Linked DNA regions of Homo sapiens: region 1 is linked to region 2. Evidence: chromatin contacts called from ENCODE Hi-C or POLR2A ChIA-PET data. All regions are on one chromosome and are shown on one strand. Each heading gives the region's core, a stretch centred on a gene start or an enhancer-like site at or near the end of the contact. The rest is flanking DNA. Distances are from core to core; before and after follow the strand shown.

What was found. A loop is a pair of places that touch in the nucleus more often than their neighbours do. ChIA-PET counts read pairs that join two places held with the same protein, here RNA polymerase II (POLR2A). Pooled maps may share reads with other maps.
Region 1: a map of ascending aorta shows a loop between it and region 2 (2.9-fold over the local background). The contact joins two enhancer-like sites. A Hi-C loop is called at or near these places in 1 of 168 maps with a recorded cell type or tissue (ascending aorta) and 3 of 50 pooled maps. POLR2A ChIA-PET finds 5 or more read pairs at or near these places in 2 of 52 experiments (OCI-LY7 and activated naive CD4-positive, alpha-beta T cell).

The regions. Positions count from the first base shown.
Region 1 is chr12:15,208,561-15,211,260 of GRCh38, forward strand. The region is part of intron 2 of RERG (RAS like estrogen regulated growth inhibitor); the gene reads right to left. Among named protein-coding and RNA genes, the nearest start is that of RERG, 12 kb to the right of the region's middle. Within about 2 kb of position 1,327, at least 3 of the 41 ENCODE cell types and tissues checked have a DNase peak (open chromatin) inside an H3K27ac peak, as active enhancers do.
Region 2 is chr12:14,953,058-14,955,757 of GRCh38, forward strand. The region is part of intron 1 of ARHGDIB (Rho GDP dissociation inhibitor beta); the gene reads right to left. Among named protein-coding and RNA genes, the nearest start is that of ARHGDIB, 7.2 kb to the right of the region's middle. Within about 2 kb of position 1,339, at least 7 of the 41 ENCODE cell types and tissues checked have a DNase peak (open chromatin) inside an H3K27ac peak, as active enhancers do.

The sequences.
Region 1 (2,700 bases), core at 77-2,576, 260 kb after region 2:
AGAAACAGCTACTGCTTTGCCTTTTTGGAAGGTACATGGATCCTGTACGATATGCAGGGATACCAGATCAGCTCTTCTAGAACTCAAAATTGGTGCTCAACAGATACTTGTTGAATGAACAACTGAATGAATGAATAAAAATATATTTTAAGATTGTAGGGAAATATATAAATACACACATATATACATACATGTACATACATGTTAATTGAGAAATCTGGCAAAAATATTAGAAGGTTTTAAAGCTTTAATTTTTATAACGATAAGATTTGATTATTAAAACATTATATAAACACACCATGTGTCCTTCTCTGATAAGGCGTAAGTCTAAGTTATTGTCCTAAACCCTCCTCTCCTTTTTGACTGCCCACTTTACATACTGATACTTAAAAAAAAAAAAATCAACTCAATGTCTCTTCATGTGACATATTTGAAACCAAAAATTCCTAAGGCATTGAAACTACAACCTCCGGATATGCTGTCACATTCCTCCCTGCTAGGCAGTCCATGGAGGAACACAAACAGCCAACTGCTGGACTGAGTGTATTCATCTGGCCTTCAGTAGCGGACAGCCAGAGAATTCACCATGCTGCTTCTCCAAAGACAAATGTTAAGGAACATAAGGGGAAAAAATGGATGAAGATCAATAATAACAGAACCTTACTATTAAGCCGACATTTGTATCAGACTTGTAATTTTTCAAAGTACCTTCAGTGCCATAATTTCATTTTGTCCTACCTGCATTCTGTAAAAATTGAAAAAAGAACAATTGAATCCATCATTGGGCAGATGAATAAAAGGAGATAAGGATGAAATTAAAATAAGGTTCTAATCCTACAGTCAATTGTGTGCGTCTTCATTATTAGATCATAAGGACAGGACACAGTGTAATGTAGGCTATTTATATAACAATGAGAAACATATTCTTTAGCAAAAGATGATTCATCAGTTTTTTTTTTTAACACTTGATCCGAGGCTATAAGAAATAGAATACTGCATTACAGGAGAACGCTCTTTTATATAAAAGTTGCTGAGAATTTTGGCTATTTTGGTTGATAACACACCTGGTACTCCCAGAGGGCTTTGCCATGCATTGGTTATTTATTGGTTACTGTGAATTTCTTATAAAAACAAAATCCATCAGGTTTTACAAAGTTTGTATGATAAAATTCTAATGGTCATTTCATTTTCTAATATAAAATATCTGAGAAGATGTGGAAAATAACTGAATGATACAAAATGAAAACCTTTGATAGCAAAGTTGCAAAAGCCTTGCATTGAGTCATAGACTGGAATGCTAGACTTGGCTCTAGCACCAACAAGCTGGGTGATCTCGCTAAGGATCTCTCTCTCACATGTATCTCTCATATGTATGGATAAGCTTTACATATTTGTTTATTCATGCTGAAATTATCTATTTCAGACTGCCCTGCCTTTACAATATAGCAACTCATTTTTCATGGGATGGAAGAAATTATGTGTTTTTCTGAAACCACATCAATTTTCAAAAGCAGCTGTAGCAACAGACATGCATTTGCACTGGAATTTTGGCTTCAAGGCCAGTACCACCTTGAAAATCTGGCTGATTTCCCCAAACCCATAAGTTGGAGAAATACCAGGAATAAAAAGGGGAATTACAAGGATGATTTAAAATGTTCTTCCCTCCACTTAAAGTTAGTCTTTTCAAGTTGCCAAGAAAACAAGTCAAGATCAAAATGGAATTAATAGATAGCTGGTATTTAACTACAGAAACATTGCAATGAATAAATTAGCCATTAGTTTAAAATAAAGGACAATTGAATTTTAATAATATATTCCAATAAAAAAGCAAGAACAGAGATATGTCCTTTTGGCTTTGAGAAATAATTCTTAATTTTGTTTTGTTTTGTTTTCCAGTATTGTTTCCCCCCCAATCATATTTTTCTTAAGAGAAAAGCCTTAACTAAGAAATGATCATTGTCAACCTGCAAAGTACTTAGCCACCTACCAGTAACAATTCACTTTCATTTTTTTTTCTAGATTTTTGTTTACTTTTATTTTCCTATGCCCTCTTAAGCACCATTTCTCTTTTTTCTTCCTGGGCATACAAGAAAGGTCAGTGATGACTTAAAAATTGCACAGAGGTCTGCCTTTTATACATATACGTAGGCATATACCTGCAATTTGAAAACATGGTTTAATTGGTCTTGGGGTAGAAAAAACAAATTACAATGGACTCATCTAGGCTGTTTGCCTCCTTTTGCTTTTCTGTCTTTGCAGGTAAAGGAAGATACAAACCCTGTAAAGCCACAGGTAACCAGAGCACTATATTTTAGGACAACAAAAAGGCTCCTTTTTTCTAACTACACCCAAATTTGTCTCAAAACCACCTCCCTCCCTTTGGTCCAATTATTTAAAAAACAATTATTCCTCTAACCACCAACTACACAAGAAATCAATAGGATTTCTGGTAGTCCTTCAATTTCATAAACCAACTAGGAAAAGCTTCTTTACATACACACATGTGTTAAGGGGCCATGCAAGCTCTGCATCCACATGGGCAGAGGGAAGCATAATCTGCCCCTCTTCTTACCTTGATTAATGTTTTTAGCAAATTTACCACAAAGATTATATAATCTTATGTCCACACTCCCATGTTCACTGCAGAATTTTTCACAATAGCCAAGACATGAAAACAACTTAATGCCCATCAATGGATAA
Region 2 (2,700 bases), core at 89-2,588:
TATCTAACATATAGGTCTTGATCTTCTCATCAGTAAATCTGAGGCTTATGTTCTACATTTTCTCGATTCATTGCAAACAGATATAACAATTGTTTCATAAAAAGAGACACAAATTTACCTAGACATTAAAGAGTGGAGGATACTGTGGGATTTCTGTACAAAATTTTGTTGCAGTCAAAAGGGGGAAATTCAGGGCCACATTAAAATCATTTGGTTTAATTATAGCATAAGAAAAAGAGATATGAGACCAGGTGATCCCAAACTAGCTCATTCTAGAAAGCTGATTAGAAAGAGTAATAATACAACAAATAAAGGACTGGAAGAGCAGTTCTCAGAGAAAGCCTTTTAAAGTAAAATTAGGGTCATGATTATTTGGTGAGCACCCACTGTTTACAAGACACTGTACTTCAGCCATACTGATGTTTAAATTACTCTTCAGAGTAGAGAAGAGGCTGGAAGTTGGGCAATCTAACTATACCAAAAGGGCCCACCTGGTTTGGTTGATTTCTTATTTTTTTTGGAGATTACAGGTCTCTTTTTTAAAAATCTGATAAACATTATGGTAATTATCTCAAGGAAAAAAAAAACAGATAAACCCATGACATTGTGCATATGATCCAGGGGTTTGTGGACCCCTGAAGTCCTTTATAGACTTATTTGGGTTCAAGATCTCCAGATTAGGAACATAACCTCAAAACTATGGAAGCATGAAGCAGAGAGTGGAGTGTTACAGAGGAAGGTTGCTTTTTTGCTTTTGCTTGCTCTCTCTCTCTCTCTCTCTCTTTCTCTTTCTCTCTCTTTCTCTCTTTCTCCCTTTCTTTCTTTGTCTCTCTCTCTCCCTTCTTTCTTTCTCTCTCTCTCTCCCTTCTTTCCTTCCTTCCTTCCTTCCTTTCTTCTTTCCTTCCTTCCTTCCTTCCTTTCTTCTTTCCTTCTTTTTTTGAGGCATAGTTTTACTCTGTCACCCAGGCTGGAGTACAGTGGCTCTATCTTGGCTCACTACAACCTCTGCCTCCTGGACTCAAGCAATTGTCTTGCCTCAGCCTTCTGAGTAGCTGGGACTACGGGCACATGCCACCTGCCTGGCTAATTTTTTGTAGTTATGGTTGAGATAGGGTTTCCCCATTTTGCCCAGGCTGGTCTTGAACACCTGAGCTCAAGAGATCCACCCGCCTTGGCCTCCCAAAGTGCTGGGATTACAGGTGCCTGGGCAGAAGCTTGCTTTTTCCTGGAGCTCCACCAGATCATTGACACAACTTAGTCTCAAGCTGAGAGTCATGTCCACCTGCTCAAAGTGTTGAATATATTGAAGCAGAAGATATCAGGTGACACCTGTGTCTGAGGGCGCATGACCACAAAGCCTGGCAGAGAAGCCCAGGTGCACATGGGTGCAGGAAGTAGACCCTTAGGAGAATTCCGTGGTCATTCCGTTTGATTTTGGATAATGCTCTCTTCATTGAACTAGGCCTTGTTATGCATGCCTGGGTTTGGGTTCTGGCTTTCCTACTAACTAGCTTTTCCCCTGTTAACTGAATGTTGCAACCACTGCGGATCTGAGTTTCCTCATCTTGGGGGATGAGGGATTAGAGCACATCATCTTTAGATGATTACTTTTCTAAGGCCTCCGCATATTTCTCCTGACCTGCAGTCATGGGTCAGCTAAGTTACCATTCAGTTACCTTATTTCACCTGTGAATATGAGAGAATATCTGTCTGTGTTTTGTTATTTAAAATGTATGTGAATCCCCATGCTAAGTGAGTAGACATTAGCTGCTCTTGGCACAGAAACAAAAAAAGGGTAACTACGTGAGATGATGGATATGTTGATTTGCTTCACTAACATTTTTACTATCGATGTGTGTCCCTAAACATTATGTTGTATACCTTAAATATATGCAATAAAATTCATCTTTAAAAGGAAATTTAAAAATTAAAAAATAAAATGTATGTGAATCCCCAACAGATGCTGCATATTTTATTTTATTTTATTTTACTTATTTTTCTCCCAGACATAAAATTATTTTTCTTTCACTGAACAGGTCTTTGCATAATAAAGGGTACCATAATAGTAATAGCAAATTGTTACTGAACACTTGTGAGCCAAAAACTCAGTTAGTACGGGATAAGTGCTTGGCATGCATTATTTCATTCAGTCATCGCAATGTTGTGAGGTAGGCACAATTACATTTTACAAGTGCAAAAACTAAGACATAGAAGAAAATATTAAATATTTCAATTACACAAGCATTTAAAATTCCTTTCCTAATATCACCCTATAGACAGTGAAAAGAGTAATGGTCTGGATTCTAAAAATGAGACATTCGCAATGCATGTATTAACAAGAGATTGATATCGGGAATACATAAATACCTCCTATGAATCAATTTCTTAAAAAGTATTTATTGTATATATTTAAGATGTAAAATATGTCTGGGATACATAGATAGTGAAAAGGTTACTATAGTCAAGCAAATTAACATATCCATCATCTCACCCACTTTTTTTTGTGTGTGGCAAGAGCACCTAAAATCTACTCTTCAGCAAAACTCAAGTACAATACAATATTATTAAGCATTGTACTGCATTTTTAACGTTATTTCTGGGTAACCTCAGTTTCTCCCGAAGCCCCAGCCATAAATGGCATATACAGTTTGACAATGATTTCTCAAATTATCTGTGTGCATATTTAACCACAAACAACAA